Linked DNA regions of Homo sapiens: region 1 is linked to region 2. The links are chromatin contacts, found by Hi-C or POLR2A ChIA-PET in ENCODE. All regions are on one chromosome and are shown on one strand. The core of a region is the stretch at or near the end of the contact, and the rest is flanking DNA. Distances in the headings are between cores, read along the strand shown. Region 1 has its middle 12 kb from the start of KCNMA1-AS1. Region 2 has its middle 210 kb from the start of KCNMA1-AS1.

What was found. A loop is a pair of places that touch in the nucleus more often than their neighbours do. ChIA-PET counts read pairs that join two places held with the same protein, here RNA polymerase II (POLR2A). Pooled maps may share reads with other maps.
Region 1: a loop to region 2 is called in a map of ascending aorta, with 2.6 times the contacts of the local background. The contact joins two enhancer-like sites. A Hi-C loop is called at or near these places in 1 of 168 maps with a recorded cell type or tissue (ascending aorta) and 3 of 50 pooled maps. POLR2A ChIA-PET finds 5 or more read pairs at or near these places in 2 of 52 experiments (BJ and activated T-cell).

What each region holds. Positions count from the first base shown.
Region 1 is chr10:76,872,180-76,879,031 of GRCh38, reverse strand. It overlaps a transcript of KCNMA1 not described here. Among named protein-coding and RNA genes, the nearest start is that of KCNMA1-AS1, 12 kb to the left of the region's middle. Within about 2 kb of position 4,696, at least 3 of the 41 ENCODE cell types and tissues checked have a DNase peak (open chromatin) inside an H3K27ac peak, as active enhancers do; they include ascending aorta, where a contact is called at or near this core.
Region 2 is chr10:76,670,705-76,678,258 of GRCh38, reverse strand. No RefSeq gene overlaps it. Among named protein-coding and RNA genes, the nearest start is that of KCNMA1-AS1, 210 kb to the left of the region's middle. Within about 2 kb of position 2,143, at least 12 of the 41 ENCODE cell types and tissues checked have a DNase peak (open chromatin) inside an H3K27ac peak, as active enhancers do; they include ascending aorta, where a contact is called at or near this core.

The sequences.
Region 1 (6,852 bases), core at 3,447-5,946, 200 kb before region 2:
TACAAATTGTTCTGGTAAGCAGAAAAAGCAGCTACAGAGGCCATTGTCTCTATAGCAGTGGACGTGCTTGATAGCTTTTACCCTTTTTCTTTTTCTTTTCTTTCCCTAAGCCACTAAAGTGAGGCATATGATTCCCAAGTTAGAATGTCCTATTTGCCCAGTCCTTTCCTATCTATACACATGGCCAATTTCCCAGAAAATTTCAATCCTAGAAAGAGGTGGGGATGAGGGTTGAGTCTTGTAAAATAGCTTTGCACTGCTAAGAGGATGCTAGACCATTTTCATTCTCACCCCAGCCCCCAAACGCCCTGACTCAGCATTCTCTCTCAGCCATTTCTGTATTTAGGGTGGAAATGAAATGCCAAGACTTCATTGAGCTCCCTTGTCGACAGCTTGGGTTATTATAGTCAGTTAAGATATTGCCACTTGGAACTCTATTCATAACTTTATACCAACACAGAGTTTTCTTTCTTGAAATAAAAGCCACCTCAAAATCCTCTTTAAAACATTGGTCGCTATTCTGATTTTCATAGATTTTTGGCCAGCAAAATCTATGGGTTTAGTTTAGACCCCCCAAAGTGGCTACAAATGAAACAGGAGAGTGGTATAGTTGAGACATGGCTTTAAGTGTGTGTATTATAAGCAAAGCCAAGAAAAGGCTGGGAGGTGGTGATTCTGTGTAAGATTCTGGATCACTCGCTCTGCAGCAAGGGTGATGGTGCCCTTCCGTTCCACTCAAATCAATGGATGCACACATCTCTCCTCAGGCACAATGTCTGTACCCAATGGCTGATATATGCAACATCCCCTCCCCACCAAACCTTTTCTGGCCATGAAATTAACTCCAAGGGACATTGCCAGAGTCCATTCTCCAATCCCTCCTTAGCCTCTGAGGTCCGCCCATGGTGCCTATGAGTCCCAGTGGCACATTTTGTTCATCACTTGCTACAGGAAGCAGAGGTATATTTCAGGTTCTGGGGTCCTCCCTACACTGCACTGTCTCTCTTAGCAATTACTCACTGTCGGCTTCTATCGATTACCTTTTTGCGTTTTTCAATGAACTTTCCAAAGGCTTTACCCTAGGACTAATTAAACTTCTCATTTCTCCTTCTTGTTCTCTATCCATTTTGCCCTTTAGCAGAAAAGAAATGGTTTACAGATGAACCGGATAATGCCTATCCCAGAAACATTCAAATCAAGCCCATGAGTACCCACATGGCTAACCAGATCAACCAATATAAATCCACAAGCAGCTTGATTCCACCAATCAGAGAAGTTGAAGATGAATGTTGACTCCCAGGAGACCAGAACTATTTTTTTAAAGCCTGACAAACTTCATAAATGGTGATGTGACTTTTCTTCTTACATGCTGAATCACTGGTGGAAACGTTAGGATAAGCAAGAATTGCCAGAAAATAAAGTAGACAGATCTTTCTCTTTGTCTGCCTTGAATATTGCTTCCATGTATTTTGGAAAAGAAAATGATTTCATTTATAAATGAACATACTAAAATAGTCATGTATAGCCTCTAGCATTTTAAATTATTTTTATTTATTAGAAAGAAAATATATTTTTTCTTTTCATTGTCAAATATCTTCCCTATATCTAAACAATGCAAAATCTAAATGAATAAGTGGTCAGACTCCTTAATGTGTTTTTCTCTTCTTTCTCTCTTTTTCTTTGAGGAGAATGATGGTCACCACCACAATTAATTGTAATTAAGGGAAATGAATTATTAAAACAATTTTAAAATGGCCAATGATGTATACATGTATTTTAGTAAATCCAGAAAAGAAGACTAAGGGGACAGGTGAATACCTGCTCCTCGCCTGGATGGGTGTGTATTTTGATCTGCATTGACACCAGCTCTTAATAAATGGAAACTTATTTATTTTCACAGTTGAAAGTCATATTTTTGTAGTTCTAGTTTTCATTCTGTAGTTCTCACCCCTTTGTTCATATTTTTAAAGGGAAGACCTTCTGCTGCTTTTCTACAATTGGCAGATCAGGTTTGTCTGGCCAACTAAGGACACCAGGAGGGTTGTGGGCACACCTGGGATGTGGAAGCTGAGGACCAGATGCACACAAGGCATTGCTCTGTTTGCTGTTCTAGTGGTGGAGACTCCTACGTGCTGTTATGCTTCTCATTTTATATTTCCAAACCACCTGAGCGAGTAATGTCAACTTCGGGAGGGTCTGGTGGACTTTCTCCCCACTCCCCAAGTCTCAGAGCTTTTAGCCTGGAAGTTTGTAAAACTGATTAGTAGTTTTACTTTACCATAGGATGTGAGAGGGCAGTCATTCTTCTCACTGAGTTTTTGTTTAAAAACCAGGAAATTTCTACAATCATGGAGACAGATTTTAATTTGCATGCTCTCCTTTATTTAGTTGCTGGGGCCAAACACATGAACTTGTTACAACAATTTAAAAATAATAATAACAAAAGGAAAGCAACGAATGCACTTCATATAGACTGTTAGAAAAGGCCTTTGAAAATTACCAGCAGTGAAATCAAATAAATTAGCCACTTTAAACTGCGGTCAAAAGATTTTTCTAGCCATCAGATGCAATTACGATGTCTCAGAGCTCTGCTATCGCTTGCATGCTCGGTGTACAGTCTCCCGGCAACTGTTTTGTTCCAATCAACTTAGCAAGTCTTTCAACTTTAAAATTATCAATCTTTGATATGATCATCAAGGTCTCTGGAGAAGCATGGATGTAATAGTGATTTCTATTTTCTTAAAAAATGTAAACTGTGGACACTTAATGGAACCAAGCTAACCAAAGTATCTCCCCGAAGTTTCATGATATCTAGTCCATTAACTCTTTGGGCCATGACCTGTGGTACCTAGTTATGGTAGTGCAAATCAGATCAGAGCAAAGCAATGAGATCATCATGAAGACATATGTCCACTAAGTACTCCAATTACCAGCGTAGGCAAAATGAGCTTCCACCTCTGTCCACTCCCTGCAGAGCCAATATAGTCGTGCTTCCACCTCGTAGGCATTGTCCTGCAGTGATTTGTCGGACTGTGGTTACTCTGTCGTCACATTTTGTAGAATTAGTTCTATAAAAGTATTGTGAATACAATGTATGTCCAATTGGATTGTTTAAAAACTACTTATAATTAATCACTAGCCTACTCAGCAGACTAAAATGATGTCAACAGTCTATATTCAGGCTTATAAACATTTCTTGGTTTCCAACAGAAGTCAAATGTGTTTGTGGGGAGAACGTTTTGCTAGGATTTTGACAACTTTCCTGAAAGCTAGGCCTTTTTTACATAATGATTTTGCATTGGGGTCACCTTAGTATATTCACGTCAATCCACGCTCTTCTTTCCTTCGTGAACCATAGTGGGCTCTTCACTCCTGCTCGTAATAACCACCTCCAAATTTGTTAGAGTGATTTGGTCTCCTCTGGCAGGCTGTGGTGGCCACATAAAGGATCTTCCATTAGAGGGACACAGGACACAAAGCTCCATTCCCATGACCCTCTCTTCCCTGTGTCTCCCCTAACAAGGCAATCTGGAAGCAGAAATGCAAACTCCAGCCCCACCACACATCCACCGATGCATTTGTGGCTAGAAATTTTAATCTAAACTTTTTTTAAAAAAAATCATAATAGTTAGGATAGTTTCCTATAGCAAAGGGCTCCTTGATTCATAAGCACCTCCCCCCCAAAAAAACCAAATTGGTAAAAATTCATTTTCTTTTAAATAGAGCAATAAGTTCATACTGTGTTGCCGTTGTAATAATGAATTGTTCTGGACTAGAAAACAAAATGAGGCATTTTGTTAAGGGGGTAGGAAAATGACTGATTGTTGGGCCCTTTGGCAAAAGCTGGTGCCTGGTAAGTAGAAACGAAATGGAAACAGAAATAACATTTGTGAAATCACTGGAGGGCTCAAGCAAATGCCAGAGCTTCTCCCTGGCTTGTTCCTACTTGTTGAGCTCTTTGGCCCTGAGTCCCATCCATCTCCACTGCAACAGTCTGTCTTTCTGCCTACATCCGCCTGAGACCAAGGAGGGTCTTTGGTACAGTCCACATTATGAGGCTCTGATTTCCTATCCCAGTTTAGGGCTCCAGAAAAGCCATTCTCCCAAACTAATGATTCTTGGGTGCTGTGGGTCACCAACAGGCTGTTTACAAAGCAGAAAATATCATCACCATCATAACCTTTCTCCTTGAGAAAACTTTTATTTTTGTCTAAGCAATTTTATATTTTAGAATATCATCTTGAACCATTATAAAACACCTTAAATAAAAGTGATTGTGACTAAGGCACGTTGGAGAACATTCCAATCTTTCCTCCCAAGGGTTCTGGCACCTTATGATGTACTTTGTAAAAAAATTGATTGAAGATTTTAAATAAACAGGAAATTAGAAGTGTTAGGGTTAGATAAAGGAAAAGTGAAAAAGCATAAGAAATTTGGGACTTTTTCATGTTGAAAGGAGAAAAAGCACAAGTTCCCTAGTTACCATTTAATATGAGGGTGCAAGAGCCACATTTACAAACAACAAACTTGATCTTTAAAAATGTTTTTAAAACTCTCTGAGTCTCAGTGACTTCATTTGTAAATGAGAGTGATTCATCTAGATGACTCTAAGGTCTCTTTCAGGTCCCAGGGGACGTGATCTAAGTTAGGAGTGGGAACATGGGAGTGGCTGCTTCTCCTTGGCTAAGCCCATGCAGACTATTGTGTCCAGGACTGGAATAAAGGTCCTTTTTGCTGCATCACCCAGGCAACACTCCCAGCCTTACTCAGGAGTGGTGAACATTTTCTGCTCTGGACATAGAATAGGTAGGTTCATTCCTGGTCTTTTCACTTTAGATTCTCTTTAGGTTCAAGATGCAGATTTCTCAATTTGGACACACCTGCATCACGTTGGTCAAATTTTGCTGCCTGTTTCTAGGGTTTTCTTCTCAGTTTCATCCCTGCCTTCCCTTTTTTGTTGTTTTTTTTTTGGTTCAAGGCCCAGCTTCAGTTAATCCCTTCATCTCTATGCCATGTCTCCAATTCCTAGTATGTAACTAGAGGTTCAAGAGACCCCAAATTCCTGCCATTTTCCCCATTTATGTTTCCCCATGTGAATCTTCAGGAAGTAACCAGTCTTCCTTCTCACTTCATTTCCTGTCCTCTGTTTATTTGGTTATTTTCTTTCATTAATAAACTAACCATCTCTTAGCTACTTACATTCACAAATGTAATTTTAATCTATTGTGTTTCATTGTGAAAGAGAATCTCATTGAAGGAAGGAAGGAAGAAATTGAGGAATAAAGGTAGGAAGGGAGAGAAACAAAGACTATCCAACCAATTGACTGAGATGTGAGCCGGCTTGACTCCTAGGAGACTAAGTAGATCCATTCAGCTTGAACACTGAGTTCCAGGGCAGAATCTGTCCATTTTCTGTTTTGTTCTTACTTGCTGCTTTTGGAATGGTGGTAAAGCCACCAGTCACCATGAGCCTTGAAAGGACCTTCACTAATGAGGACTTGACTCACCCTCTTTAAAAAGCAAAAGAAACAGAATTTACTTACAATCTTCTGGTAAATTACCTTTCTGATCCTCTCCTTATTCCCAAAAGGCAATTTTTTTAATCCAGCAGAGATGATTTAGCATATAAATCCCAGGTCATTTGAGGAGGTGATGACGCTATTTGGATTTATTTATGAGACAGTAGTAATTATAAATGATTCCTAGGCAGTTTGTACTAGTTTGGTCATATTGGTTGTTTAAGTGGAGTCTCTTCTGATTGTTTGTTTCCAATAAAGTATCAGTTGTTAATAATTTCAAGATTTCCATAAAAATAAGAAAACTTGGAAAACATTTTTAATTTTATTTCTTAAGAGACCACAGAGCCTAATTTTCAATTTTTATGGTAAGCTTGCTTAAAACATGTATAAAAAGAAGCCTACATGCTCAAAGGCAGAGGCACCTTTAGCCCTACAACAGTTGGAAGCTCCATGATATCACAGCCCCACATGGATAGATTGGAGAAAGAATTCTGACTTAGACCACCTGTAGCAGACCTTCCTCTTTTGGCATATTTTTTTAATCACAAAAAGGACCTGAGACTCCCTATCTAAAGATAAGCCAAACTTGGGGTATACATTAAGAATCTGGGAAGAAAGAAAAAAAAGAAAAAGATATAATAAGCAGTATTTTAAAATACCATGAGTTATGGGCATGCATATGGTACAAAGAGTAGTTCTTTGGGTTGAAAGAAAGAAGAGTTTGCATTGAACTGCGTAGGCTGGCAAGAATGCAGAGGTATACAATGTTTGATGGGCTTTGGAGGCATTTCAATAGTAAATGGGTGACAGGACTGGAAAGATGTGGAATATGAGGGTTTTCCAGGGAGATGGGACTTAATGGGCCATGATGTATTTGTAGGAATGTGATTTCAATAGATTGACTATTTTGTCTACTGTGATAAGTTTGTGTAGGGGAACTGAGGAAAACTGAGATGAGACTTCATGGAAGGGGCTACAAAGTACAGTCTAAAGGCCTAGATAAAGTTTGAAACTTGATTTAGAAAGTCATGAAAAGCCACTCAGAGTTTTAAGCAAAGAGTGATGGGGCAGCAATGGCTGTGCATTTTTCAGGTTGAAAGTAGTGAGATGTCAGTTCTTCCTGGAAGATATCATGAGAATGCACACAAAACTGAACATTTTCTCAGCAGCAAGGAGTGCTAAAGGGTGCACACTCCAAGTCAACAACTCACCGTGTGCAGCACCTTCCTCACACATTTTGCTTTGCTTTCTGTCACAGGACCATCAGACGTAGAACGTCCTGACTCTCCTGAATTACTAGAATGTCAGCAACAAACTCACAAAGTAGATTAGA
Region 2 (7,554 bases), core at 894-3,393:
GATGGCCACCACCTGATGCTGGTGGATGGCTCCATTTGCCCATCTGAAGGGTAAATCCCAAAGTAAGTGGGAATCGGAATGACCTGGAGAAGAATCATGCATGTCAATTCCCCACCCTGTCCATTCCATCGGCACTGAGGCTCATGAATCTGCTTTTTTATCAAGTAGCACAAGGGATTCTTCATGCCTGATAAAAAGATGCTCAGAGTTCAAGGATGCCCCTTATCAGGGCATCTCCAGCAGGTTCCCATCTCTGACAGCAGTGTCTGCACTAGCCAGTTTATTAACAGGATGATGCCAGTAAATGCAGCTACTCTACAAGTGGGATCAACTCTCAAGAAGTAGACTCTCCCAATACCGTACAAATTCTGGTCAGTCCCACAGCTTGATCTAGGCTTATAAAAATCAAAACCTTGGCCACCATTGGGTCTCTTTACTTCCAAATTCTGATGACTAGGGGTGGTAAAAATGTATTATTTTGACTAAATGAGAGCCCTTTCAGAAGAGAATAGTTAGGAGAGACCCCAGTGGGAAATTGGCAGGGGAGAGAATGAGGAGAAGGCTAAGGGTCCCAGGCACTCCAGCCTTTACATGATCATTTGTAACTCAATTAGGTATAAAGCTAAGACTTACATGAAACTTATACAAGTTCATGAAGTTTGGTTTATAGTTTATACAAACAGAAGTCAGAGTAGGAAGTAAGAGAATATCATTATAGTTTGGGGATGCCGAAGAGTATCTTGAATTAATTATATCAATAGTCATAATTCTATAACACATTAGGAGGGGTGCTAACCTGTACTGAGGGCCTGATAGTGCCTGAGGTTTTACAAGCATCACTGCTTTTACTCCTAACAACCACTCTGTGTTGTAACACTGCTATCATCTCCCACTTAAGCAAATTCTGATTCAGAGAATCTGAATAGCCTGCCACAGGTCACATAGGTAGCACAGTCAGAACCAGAATTCAAACTCAGGTCAGCCACTGCAAAATACTATGCCTTGAGGACATTGAAGACATTAATTCAATGCAAAGCTGTGGGAGATTTCTGTCTGCAAAACAGTGTCACCACCCTTAACTCTCACCTGCATATCTGCCCTTCTAGGGGACAATACCATGTTTGCAGGCCTTGGTTGGCTCCGTATGAATGGCTAATCCAAGACTATTAGGATGCATCAGACAAGCATGCTGATCAGTATGTTGCCATTACACCAAATCAATATCAAAGACTGAGGTCTTAAATGATTTTTTTTCCAAGTAGATCTTAGGACTGTAACTATATAATATGTATATTCATTCTTAGAGCTGCTGAAAGTTAAGTAGAGCATGTGCTATTAATTTTCTCCTGTAACTTTTCTATTTGAATTTTAGTTCAAATACCTCCTCCTCTATGAAGCCTTTCTGATTTTTATAATTAAAATGTGCACCCTTTCCTCTGTGTCCTCCATTGTCATTTCTGGAAACATCGTCATGTTCTGCAATTGCAGTTGCTTGGGCATGTAATCATATGCTCCCTCCAGACTGTACATGCCTAAAGGGAAAGAATTGAATTTTGTTCATTTTTGTTCAAAGCCAATGTTCAATAAATGATGATTGAATTCACAAATGGGGAATAAACCATATTGCTGAAGTAGATTCTTTGCCCAAGCCTTCACACTTAATATGAGCCACAAAACCCTGGTCTTCCAGACTCTGAGAAGTCAAATCATCACAAATATGCCTTAAAAGGGGTTGACTGAGAGCCCAGGGTTGGCAGAAATGCAGATGAGTACGTCAGCATCTCTGCCCCTGGCGGCTAAATCCTCCCTGGCCCGGACCCAAAAGGGCAGATCTGGGCAGCTGGAAAGCTGAATTCTCCTCACTTCTCTCCACCACAAGAGGCCTGTTTTTGTTTGGTTGAACTAGTCAGTAGGCATCTTTCATTTCATGCCAGATCAGTGACCCTAAGCCTGCCCTTCATCAGAAGGATCTGGCCTCTGCGGCATTCCCACCCTGTCTTCTCTGAGCTGTGCCTAATGGTCTCAAAGGCATTTTCCACTTTCCTGGACTGAGCCATGAACTGGAAGGGCCTACAGGCTCATGACAAAGGCTTGCCCAGCCTGTGTATCCCAGCCCTGGGACTGGAGCACCACCAGGCTTCCAGGAAGTCTCATAAAGGGGCCAGTTATAACATTCACCCTCCCTCAGAACATTCCTTGTGTCCCAATTAGTTTTGGCTGAGGGGATAGTTGGCCAAGAACAAGGAGGCAGACACATGCCCAAGTCAAGCCCATGTGACCAGGGCACTGCAGGGAACTCTGTGGGAGAGCCCCCCAAAGGCCTTCCCAAAGTGGCTTTCTCCAACTCCTTAGCATTCTTGGCACTTGTGTCCTTTAAAGTCATTCTATTTGGATGTTTCATGACGTTTGTTTGCATGTTTGAGACTATTTCTCCCTGGTTTGAAAATTCCTTTTTGAGCCAGGTTTTAGATTTTTTTAGAGTGAAGAAATTTTTGTCCTCCCTTAAGCAGAGTTGCTGAAAGGTCCCGCTCATCCAGTGAGTACCTTCTGTGAGAAGAGAAAAGCATATCAAAACATATTTTTTCTTAAATGCTAGTTTTGGGTCTGACTTGGGAATCAGCCTTTTGATACTTACTCATTTGGCTTAAAGTTGTTAAACACCCCTGCATTCGGCACTGCACCAGGTACCAATGTGCTAGAAAGGAAAATGAGGTTCCTATTCTTGGGAAGCTTCCAAACAAGTTGCAGATGCAAAATCTTCACCCAAAAAACAGCAGGAGACTAATTTCCAAGAAATAAAGGACATATTACACATGGGTTCTGTATATAAAATCCCTGGAATCCCAGGGTCTATGAACAGGATTTTGTGTGTAATAACACCTGCATGTGCGTACAGGCACATGTGATATATTTACTTATGTACAAACATATGCACATATAACTTTTTCTGGGGAGAAGTATCTGTGTGTACAGGCACATGTGATATATTTACTTATGTACAAACATATGCACATATAACTTTTTCTGGGGAGAAGTATCTGTGTGTACAGGCACATGTGAGATATTTGCTTATGTGCAAACATATGCACATGTAACTTTTTTCTGGGGAGAAGAATCTGTAGTTTACTGAGATCCTCAAAATGTCCCCCAAACTAACTTCACTGTGTTAGAAGTAATTCCCCACTTGAATATTGGGAGTCTGCTCCCAAATCTTCCTCAGTAGGCTAAAACATGTAAAAGTCAACAAATCCATCTTGACTCTCTTCTCATGTGTTTTACTCACCACCTTAGATTCTGCAAAGAAGCTGTGTGTACCAGGCTGCACTTGCTCAAGACTTATCAACTATGGGTTAAAAGACGCTCTTTGTGGATAAGATTTAGTTAATGAGCATTTCTCTCCAAACGTGCTGAGTATCATAGGTATACTCTTTATTCTAGTCTTGGATAGATTAAGAAAGTAACATTTTACTTCCTAAGATAATACTTAATGCACTCCCTGTACAACTGTGATGGCATTTAGTTATAATATCTTAACTGAGTCCTCTCCCTAGAGAGAATGTAAGTTCCTAGAAGGAAGGAAAGAGCTATGTCTTAAAATGTTTTAGCATCCAAAAAAGTTTTGGGTTGAGGACAGCCAACAATCCCTGTAATCATCATAACTGATCATGATGATTAACAAGGTCACATTACCCTGGAGGTCTCCCAGTCTCCAATGGGCCATCTCTGGGGGCAAGGTATGTAATAACTTTGGAGGCGTCCTTGCTGGCAAGGGCTGCTGCAGCAATAATCACAATGACAATGGCACTTTCTGGAATTATGCAACATGGAGGCCCAGACATGGCTATGAGAAAGTTTCTCCTTCCACCACCTCTTGGTACCCTGCCATGGTGGACCTGCATGCCTCACTCTAGGACCACTTAGAACAGGTTGTGAGGGATATTGGGAGCACTATCAGAAGCTTCAGCTTGGAGCCTAGCACCATGGAGAACTGAGGCAGCAAAGCAATAAGAGAATAGAGTTTCTTTTTTTCTTTTTCTTTTCTTTTTTCTTTTCTTTTTTTTTTTTTTTTTTTTTTTTTGAGACAGAGTCTCACTCTTGTCACCCAGGCTGGAGTGCAGTGGTACAACCTTGGCTCCCTGCAACCTCTGCCTCCCAGGCTCAAGCAATTCTCGTGCCTCAGCCTCCTGAGTAGCTGGAATTACAGGCGTGCACCACCATGCCCGGCTAATATTTTTTGTTTTTGTATTTTTAGTAGAGATGGGGTTTCACTATGTTACCCAGGCTGGTCTCAAACTCCTGACCTCAAGTGATCCACCCACCTCGGCCTCCCAAATTGCTGGGATTACAGGTATGAGCCACTGCGCTCAGCCAGGAGTTTCTAATTGAACTTGGGCTAGAAACAGGGAAACCATGGAGAACAACCATGTTCAGAGTGCCCCAGAGCTTGCCAGGTAAGCGCATGTATGCCAGGAAACCACTCTTCGCTCTCTTCTTTTTAACCTCTGGTGTCTACTGGTTGAGTCTGTGGCTGGTTAGCTTGGTGGTTAGAGTACAGTGCCAATGAAACCAAGGTTTCAGATGTAATCCCTCCTTATACGCACTTACTATTCCCATTCTTTTTTCTGACCAGAGGCTGCGTTCCTTATTAACAGAAGGATATCCCCCTCTCCCTTTAATACACAGACATGCACTACTCTCAAAGGTTTCTTAGAAAGAATATAGAATTAACAGTGAATGGAAGCACAGAACCTACAATTTGAAAGGAAACCAAAAAGCTGTTCAGTGCCATCTCTTGTGTGATTCCCATGCTGCATCTATACAATCTTTGACCTGCATTTTCTCTCACTACTCTCATTGCTCTCACAATTATCATGTATTGACTTGTATGGTGCATGCATTATGTCATGCAATCTTCACAGCCACCCTATGAGATTGGCACAGATAACATAAACATTTTAGACTAGAAAGCTCTACATGAGAAGGGTTAGGTGCAATTCCCAAGGTCAAGTAGCTTTTAAGTGTAGGTGGCCAAATTTTAGCCCAGGTCTGCCTGACTCCAAAGTGTCCAAATCTTACTCACTGTTCTCTCTTATACTATTTTTTGCCCATGACAAAGAAAAAATGACATGACAAATGTCCATGACAAAAAATGAGTAACAGGGTTCATACTTTTTCAATGGTGCTGGCTGTGAGAAATTTCTTTCTCATCCAGATTTATTTACTCATATATTAATTCCTCCATTCAACAAAAATGTATTGGGTGCTCTGCCCCAAGTACCAGACTGTATGATTCCATATGCAGAGGTCTCATTGGCTTCCTGGGGTCATGTGACAACTCTAGTTCCTTCACGTCTCTGGAGGCAGCCTAGATGAACGTGGGAAGTTTGTTCTTCTCTGATCACAATGTCCCCAGTCCCTTCAAAGCTCTTCATTTAGGATATTTCCATTGCTTTACTTGTACTGAGTCTCCTCTTCTGCATACACTTCATGTTTGCAGCATCCATGGTAATGACCAGCACACTAACTTGGTACCTGCCTCTGATCCCTACTAGAGCAGGACCATCTTCCTCCTCAAGGAGGCACCCTAATGTCAGGGACCTCTGATACAATCCTGTCCAAATGATGTCCTAGTTTTGCCAGAAATAGTAACAAATAAGACTATCGTTGACCGACAATTTACTATATATCAGCCACTGTTTAAAGTGCTTCACATGAATTAATTCATTTCATGTTCACACCAACCCTATGAAGTATGTACAATTATTGCTCCCAATTTACAGATGAGGAAACTGAGGTTCTGAGAAGTTAAGAAACTTGTTTCATCAATCCAGATAACTGAACCCAGGCAGTCCTGGGTTCCAGAGGCCACATTTTACCTCTCACAATGGTTTCTATTAGCTTAGGAAGGTAGCGCCAAGAACTGTTGTCAGCCAGTCAATGCCAGTCTCCTCACAGTGATATAGGAATTAAAAAGCAATTATTCAGGCAGATAGTGAGCATAAGGAAGTCCTTGGTAAGGTTTTCCTTTTAATGAAAAGGAGCCCCCAAATCATTTTATTTTCTAACAAAGAGTAGCCTGTAAAATCGAGCTGCAGACAAAGACAAGTAAGCTGGAAGCTTACATGGGTGAATGCTGGCTGTTGTGCCTATAGGAAAAGGCTACCTGGGACTAGGCATGATCAAAATGGCGGCTCCAACTTCCCTTCTCTTTGACAGCCACAAGTACAGTAAGGAGCACACAAGATGTCACTGGCCAAGTGGAAAGCCTATTTACATAATAAGATTAGGGTGGGGCCACCAGCCTTCCTACTATGTAAACATCACACCTGGTGGAACCAATCTGTGGGCCCTATGTAAAGCAGACACCACCTCCTCAAGACTGCTTATACAATCTGCTGGGGTCCTCCATAGGCTGGCTTTTCCCTTTCAGATGCCCCTCTCTCTCACAAAAGAGAGAGAGCTGTTCTCCTTTCTCTTTCTTTTGCCTATTAAACCTCTGCCCCTAAACTCACTCCTCGTGTGTGTCCCTGTCCTAAATCTTCTTGGCATGAGACGATGAACCCTGGGTATTTACCCCAGACAACAAAGCCACTTCAACAGTACAGTTGCTTTGGACAACTTTTGCTTTTCCTTCCAGAGTCCACAAAGCAGGCTGCCTGGGCTCAAGGCACACTCGCCAGCTCAGTAACCCTGAGCTCTACCTCTCTGGGCTTCATGCTCAAAACCCTTATAAAGCCCATCTCTGCATCCCACTTCCAGTTGTTCCTCTGCTGCACAAGGGGAGCTGAGCCATTTGTGGACCATTTAGCCTTTGAAAACCTGTGTCCCTTAAAATAGCAGATATTTTTAAAAAGTTGTATCCATTTTTTAATATCTGTCACAAGTTCTTGTAAAACTATTAGTTAACCTTTACTAGCTCTGCCATTCTCAATAGGAAAATATGTTTTGAGCCTCCTATTGTATAGGGGCAAAATTTTCTCCCCAAAAAGAAAAACTACACAAACTTAACAGCTTCTTTATTCATAATTTAAGATGGTTCTTTTTTTTTCCTGAACATGTATAATTTATGTTTGTGCATTAATTCTGTGGTTAATGGTTACAAAATACATCAAATATGTAAAGTGCTGCATAAGTGCTTAATTAAAATAAAAACAAAAAAGTGATAATAATTAATTGTACATCTCAAAGGCTAGACAGCATTATAGTTCACAGTGACTAGCAATTAATATTCTTATTGTTAATAATAAGCTCAACTTTTTATGTAAAGTAGAACATGTTAGAATTTCCTGGTTAAACACTGAGTCAAAAGAAAAAAAAATCCTTAAAAATATTTTCACCATATAAAGCTTCTGTGGGAAAACAGCTTTCAAATTCACATTTTAAATCCTTGGTTAGATTCAGTTTCATTATAAAATTTTTGACTCGGAATTATGCTATTATAATATCACCATTTTTAAGTTTATATTCCTCCCCAAGGAATCCTGAAAATATTCAAAAGCCAGGGAGAGTGATCTTAGTTATAAATACCAATTCATTAGTGCTTTAAATGGATAA